Linked DNA regions of Homo sapiens: region 1 is linked to region 2. The links are chromatin contacts, found by Hi-C or POLR2A ChIA-PET in ENCODE. All regions are on one chromosome and are shown on one strand. Each heading gives the region's core, a stretch centred on a gene start or an enhancer-like site at or near the end of the contact. The rest is flanking DNA. Distances are from core to core; before and after follow the strand shown. Region 1 holds the start of ZBTB11 (zinc finger and BTB domain containing 11). Region 2 holds the start of TMEM45A (transmembrane protein 45A).

Evidence for each region. A loop is a pair of places that touch in the nucleus more often than their neighbours do. ChIA-PET counts read pairs that join two places held with the same protein, here RNA polymerase II (POLR2A). Pooled maps may share reads with other maps.
Region 1: a map of ascending aorta shows a loop between it and region 2 (5-fold over the local background). The contact joins the promoter of ZBTB11 here to the promoter of TMEM45A in region 2. A Hi-C loop is called at or near these places in 3 of 168 maps with a recorded cell type or tissue (PC-9, ascending aorta and sigmoid colon), 3 of 37 single-sample maps with no recorded cell type and 12 of 50 pooled maps. POLR2A ChIA-PET finds 5 or more read pairs at or near these places in 3 of 52 experiments (AG04450, HepG2 and WTC11).

Annotation. Positions count from the first base shown.
Region 1 is chr3:101,675,753-101,678,972 of GRCh38, reverse strand. It overlaps ZBTB11 (zinc finger and BTB domain containing 11), which reads left to right and starts at 1,841. Exons shown (of 11, transcript NM_014415.4): 1 at 1,841-2,368. The coding sequence starts at 2,059. LOC124906262 (endogenous retrovirus group K member 5 Gag polyprotein) reads right to left here and starts at 2,528. Exons shown (of 3, transcript XM_047449415.1): 1 at 735-2,528. ZBTB11-AS1 (ZBTB11 antisense RNA 1) reads right to left here and starts at 2,543. Exons shown (of 1, transcript NR_024407.1): 1 at 1-2,543. RefSeq lists an enhancer at 2,149-2,703 and a silencer at 2,420-2,789.
Region 2 is chr3:100,490,392-100,493,875 of GRCh38, reverse strand. TMEM45A (transmembrane protein 45A) reads right to left here and starts at 1,257. Exons shown (of 6, transcript NM_018004.3): 1 at 948-1,257. RefSeq lists a silencer at 1,240-1,539.

The sequences.
Region 1 (3,220 bases), core at 592-3,091, 1.2 Mb before region 2:
ATTTGACCACTGGGAAAGCATTTTATTAAAACGTTTGTTTCTATTGGCCCAAAGGATAATGCGTGCATCAGTAGGCTTCTCAGTGCTTACAGGTGGTGTTTTGGCAAAAACTGAGTGGAGGGATTTTTTTAACTCTTCTACAACCTAGCTGTATTGTTTGCAGATTTGAATGTATTCACTTAATATATTAAATATTTAATATTAAATATCAATTAACTTAAAATGTTTAGTTTTTTTATTTTTTTGAGACGGAGTCTCCCTCTGTCACCCAGGCTGGAATGCAGTGGCACAATCTCGGCTCGCTACAACCTCTGCTTCCCGGGTTCAAGCGATCCTCCTGCCTCAGCCTCCCGAGTAGCTGGGACTTCAGGCCCAGTAGAGACAGGGTTTCACCATGTTAGCCAGGATGGTCTCCATCTCCTGACCTCGTGATTTGCCCGCCTCGGCCTCCCAAAGTGCTGGGATTACAGGCGTGAGTCACCGCGCCCGGCCAAAATATTTAAAGACAGTATGACAGGAGAGTGGGGTTGGCCTGACACGTAGACCAGCCTCCTGGGTTCGCAGAGGGTGCATTTGGTCTTCTGCTCTCACTGCCCGACCCCATGGGGGAAAGAGGTGCATCTCCATTTTTAAATTCCTCCTTTGAGCTATAGTGGCAAACTCAGCAACTAAGTAGATCCCAAGCCTGGTAGTTTCTTTTTTCTTCTGGGCCTTGAGAGCTCATGTCCCCGCACCTGGAATCTTTCAAGGATGTCCGGGCCATCCGGGAATTACTGCGTGTGCACACACACAAAAACACGCCCCTAACACCAGAGGCTGGCTGTATGATTCTGTTTTCGAGCCTACTGTATTCACCTGTCTGCCCGTCAGCTACTTCTAGGAGCGTCAAAGGGCCTCACCCAGAGACTACAGACCCTCCGGTGGAGAAGTGTACTAGGCCGTGTCTGCAGCTGGAGCCCTCGGCCTGAAATGTTCTGGCTTTAGCAAAGCGGCGACAGTGTCCAACCCCAGTCCCCGAGGAGGGATGTCAGCCCTGGGCCCCTGTGAGCGCTGCAGATTCGTCCCAGGAAAGGGTGACCGGGGTCGCTGCTCCGGGATTACCAGCTAAATACCTGTATTAGCATCCTCAGCACGCACTGGGAGACGCAGCTCAAGTCCGCTCCCCTTCTTGCACCCTCATATATATTTGGTGCAAAATGGAGAACCTTTTCCCCTACGTTTGTGTAAAAATATATGTAAATAAAGCCTTAAAATAGTGTTACCGACCCCCTTTTCCACTCGCAATAACATTGACTATAAATGCTGATAATTCCAAAAGAATCTCGACTCTTCCTTGAGTAGTCTGGAGCTAGCAGGTGCAAGTTTAGAAACAATAACTCATCACTGAGGGAGGCACTGAAAATTTTATAACTGTTAACTGGAATCTAAATTTCCATGTAAATGGGCTGTCTCTGGTCCCGTGTCAAGAGACTAATATTTTTCCAGAAGCCTGAAAATATGCTTTTATGATGTTGGGAGTCTCAAACGTAAAAACGGACTCCTAACCCTCTGGATGTTTCGGCTGAACTCTCAACTGTCCACCAGCTCCCCCTACACGTGGCTCCTTAGAAAGCGTGGAAAAGGGAAAAATGAAAAGAGAAACTGCCAGGACTTAAGATGTCTGCTTAAAGACTCCCTCGAACTGCAGTGAAGGGTCCTACCCGCTTCCAAAATGTCCACCCGCATTCCTGACGTCACTGGATCGGCTCCATCAAGCCAGAAAACGAGAGTGCGCTCCAATCAGGGCTCAGTCCCCGCCCTTGCCTTGCGTCACTTCCGGTGGTGCAGCAGCCATTTTGTCAGTCGCCAGCGGATCCCGCGCGCTGGAGAAGTGCAGTTCCCCCTGGTTACCAACTCGCCCGCTTTTCCTTCGGACTAAGGGAGCCGTCGAAGAGCGCTCGCCAAAGGCGCAGCCGTTTCTCCCTACGGTGCCGCCGCTCCTCCTGCAGCCGCCCGTAGGTAGCGGGCCGTTTTCCTCACCTGTCCCTGACAGGCGCCCTCAGGGAGCCGCGGTCCGCGATGTCAAGCGAGGAAAGCTACCGGGCCATCCTGCGTTACCTGACGAACGAGCGCGAGCCGTATGCGCCGGGCACCGAGGGCAATGTCAAGCGTAAAATCCGAAAAGCTGCCGCCTGCTACGTGGTGCGCGGCGGGACTCTGTATTACCAGCGGCGGCAGCGGCACCGCAAGACCTTCGCGGAGCTGGAGGTGGTGCTGCAGCCGGAGCGACGCCGGGACCTCATCGAGGCGGCGCACCTGGGTCCCGGCGGCACTCACCACACCCGGCATCAGACCTGGCACTACTTGTCCAAGACGTACTGGTGGCGAGGTGAGACCTAGCCCGCGGCGAGGGGGCGGGCTGGCGACTCGTTGCCTGGGCAAGGCTCGCTGGCGAGGCCTATGCGTACCCACGAGTCGGAGGGTCTCGGACGCCTCTGGGCGGCGGAGCTGCTGCCAGGCGGAGCCGAGAGGGTGGGGGACGCGAAAGGAGCCGCACTTCCCACAGGAAGGAGGCCGGCGAAGCTGGGGGCGGGCCCTGGCCCTGGGTGGGACCAAGGGGGCTTCCCCGGAGGCCGGGCCAGCCGCGGGGAGGGGCCGGACGCCTGGGCTGCGCCAGGTCCGCCTCCTTGGGCGGCCCCTTGAGGCTGTAGGCCCCGGCCCTCTGGAGGTGGCGTGTGGCTCGCGGCAGTGGAGGCTGCGGGGTGCACGTTTTCGACTGTGCTGACGTTTGGAAGGGGGGACGAGTCACCCGAAGCCGGGTCTCCCGTTTCTTTAGTGCTGCGCTTGGGTTTTGGCGAGCGAGTATGAGCTGCTCTGGACACATTCGCTAGTGTTCCTCAAATTTTGCCGCTGCTGCGTAAATAAGGAATAATACAATTATTTGCAGAAGTGATAAGGAGTGATTGAGAAATCGCCTTGAGCGTTTTTTTTTAAGAACAAGAAGTAAATGTAAAAGATATCAGTTACTGTTTTTGTTGTTTGGTTTTGCGGGGGCGGGGTGTTTGAGTAGACACGGGTCTCGCCTCGTTCCCCAAGCTGGTCTCCATCTGGCCTCAAGCCATCCTCCCGCCTCGGCCTCCCAAAGTGTTGGGATTTCAGGCATGAGCCACGGCGCCCAGCTTGATATTCGTAACTCTGAATGTTTTAATAATCTTTCCCCTAATGATGTGAAAAACGCGTT
Region 2 (3,484 bases), core at 8-2,507:
TCTGTAATCCCAGCTACTTGGGAGGCTGAGTCAGGAGAATCACTTGAACCCGGGAGGCAGAGGTTCCAGTAAGCCGAGATCGTGCCATTGCACTCCAGCCTTGGCGACAAGAGTGAGACTCTGTCTCAAAAACAAACAAACAAACTACAACAACAACAAAATATATAGCGTATATAGAGTATACTATATAGCATACATAGAGCATATACACCATATAGCATAGTGTATACATAGCATGTATATAGTATATATACCATACTATATAGTGCATATATACTATATAGTATATATATACAATTATAAGTTTATGAACACACAAGTGGTCTGTCACATGTTTGTTTGTTTTTAACAATTATAAAGGAATTCAGGTCTCCCACTATGGATAGGAGAATACCGAAAAGATATATATTTGGCTTGCAACTACCTCCAGATTTAAGTGAAAAATCCAGCAACTACCTGCATAACCCAGGTTTTACGTAATTTATATTAGACATCCTATTAACAGAAGCAAACGTGTTAATTCTGAAAAGATCAGATAATTTTCTCAATCTCCCATCAAAACAGTCCCAGAGTTGGGGATAAAAAACGATTTTGGCTTTACAAATACCCACAGTATTTTCACAGAAAGAAAATAGAGAAATAAATTTATCAATAGATTCAATTTTGGAGTTAGAGGTTTACAACAGAATATCAGTCACATTGCTGCTCCCAGGATATTTAAAACTAGCTCACCAAAAAAAAAAAAAAAAAAAAAAGAATAGCAAACCAAAAAAATTAAATTAAAATGTTAGTGAAACGGAAGAGAAGGGAGCGAAGGGTCCAGTTTGTCGCAGCAAGTGTTACTTTTCTCCCCTTGATGAAGAGAAAGCTGGTGAGAACAGTAAAAAGACACAGGATAGAGATCACGGCAAGAGAAATATGATATCCAGCACGTATCCAAAACTTACCCAACTTGGTCTGTTTACTCAACACTTTATTTTTCCCACTTTGCCAGCTTAAAATCAGACAGCGGCTGGGCTTTTGTTGTTGCTGTTTCTGTTCTTTTGATCCCAGAGCCCCATGAAAATTAAACCGTGTGTTGGATGGGATCTGGCCACGTCTCGCATTGGGTGGGGGGAGGAATTTTTAAACTTGGGTCCCTAGTCGCTTCTTTGGGAAAACGAATAAATAATAAGTGGCGAGAAGGAGAGGACGTGGGGGACGTGCTCGGCTGACGTCGGCCCGCGAGGAGGCCGCACAGCTGTCCAGATGTGCTTCATCTGTTCCCCCCGCGGGGCACGGGCCTCGGCGGCCGCGGCTGGCACAAGCCCCAGCTCATTGGTGGCCGCAGCTCTTCACTTGCTGCCGATTGGCCGGGCGGCCCGCCACTCCGGAGGGCCTCGGGCCCGCCCCTCTCTCAGGCCCGCTGGCTGCATCCTAAGGGAATGTGGAAGTGCAGCGCCGTCGCTGATGTGGCACTCGGCGGCTGCGCGGCCGGGACGGCTCGGGGCAGAGAGGGAGGTTGCCTACTCCCAGGTCTTGCCCCTGCCCCGGCCCTGTTATGCCCCTCCTTTTAGACAGACCGCTTTGTTTAAACAGGATGATTTGTAGCCGTTTGGAGGCTGAAAATAAGGCGGATGATTTGTAGCCGTTTGGGGGCTGAAAATAAGACGCGCCTGGTGCTTGGAGTGGAAGAGGCTGGGGCTCCGGGCTGCCCACGCCCCCAAAGGGCGTTCAGGCCACGCCTTGGGATTCCTCTCTCTTCACTTTCTCCAGGGAGCAAATAATAGGGCCCAAGAGCCTGCTCCCTGGGGACGGTATTCTTTCTTTCGGTGGAGGGAAAACCTTAATGAACCCTTCGTTGAAGTCCTTATTAACCAGAATTGAAGTTGTTCCTGCGGAGATGACCAGGACTGGGTATGAGAGTGGTTTGGCAGACCTGCTTGGTTTTTTGTATTGAGTGATGGTCGTTGTAGGGAACCGAGAAATACTGCTTTGTTGTGTGAGAATTGAGAAAGGACTGCGCCAAACGTTGCTTTGAACTTGGGAAAGCAGTTGGAGGGTTAACCAGTTTTTTGATTAGTGAGTTAGAAGGAGAGGAGGAAAGAAGAGATCTGCAAATCAATTGCCATTATAATTTGTGCATATTGACAGAACCGTTCCCTCATTGAAATATTAAGTGGGCAAGAGCCACACTCACTGGGCTGCACGCCAGGGAAGGCACCAGACCCCGCATTAAACAGTTTTTACCTGCATTATCACATTTAATTCTTACAACTACCTTATAAAATAGATATTAAAATAATCTCCAAGACCCAGCACCTATCCCAGCCTACCACAGATGTCTCCAAACATATGTTTGCAGCACTCCATCATAGATACATAAACTCATCTGCAATTTGCCATCCCTGCAGGGGTCAGAATTTATTATGAGTGTCCAAAGCTTTCACTACAATGATAATGTCTTGTTTGTTGGTGTATTTGTCATCTATTGCTGCGCAACAGATTCCCACAAACTTAGTGCTTTGTACAACACATGTATATCACTGCACAGTTTCTGAAGGTTGGAAGTCCAGGCATGGCCAAACTAGATCCTCTGCTTATGCTCTCACAAGGGTGCAATCAAGGTGTCAGCCGGGCTGCATTGTCATCTGCAGGCTCTACTGGAGAAGAATCATTTCCAAGCTTTCTCAGGTCATTGACAGAATTCATTTCTTTGCAGCTCTAGGACTGACTCCCCAGTTTCTTTCTAGATGTGAGCTAGAGGCTGCCCTTAGCTCCGAAAGACTGCTCTTAGGCTCCCAATGGCCATCCACGGTTCTGAAAAGCCAGAGAATAGAGATCACAGGGGCCACCTACAAGTCTGTCTGCCACAATTGGATAGTCAGACACCTCAATTTCAATGGACCTGACTGCAATGTTATCATAACTCTGTAAGACCCCCACAAATGCAGGAGCCTGCTCAGCAAGTAAAGTGGCACTACATGAGTGCAACCACAACACTCCAATCCTTCTGGCAGTCAAGGAAACCCACAAAGGAGCAACATTTGAATGTAGCCCTTGAAAGTAATGTGTCATGTGTTCAGCTTTCTGAATCATTTGTAATCTCACAATGCTGCACTTTTTATCACAGAAGCCGCTCAACAGTGGGCTGATAGTCAAGGTATTGATTAACCCTCCACACTCATTACCATCAACAGGCATCTGATATTGACCAAAAATCACTAAAAAAAAAAAAAAAAAAAAAAAAAAAGAATCCTTCTGCTCTCAGGAAGATGGAGTGGACATCAGTATTCCATTTCTCCTGCTAAGCACAACAAAAAATCCTGGACTTCATATATTTTCCAACATTGGAAACTCCAAGAGGTTGAGAGAAGAAGACAGATGAGCTAGAAATCTCAGAACCCAAGGAATGACATGATGCTGAGTTCCCTGGGCTTGCTTTCTGTTGTTTCTTTGCCCCAAACTTGGAGCTGAAGAAGCCAGCAACCCAAAAATGACAACA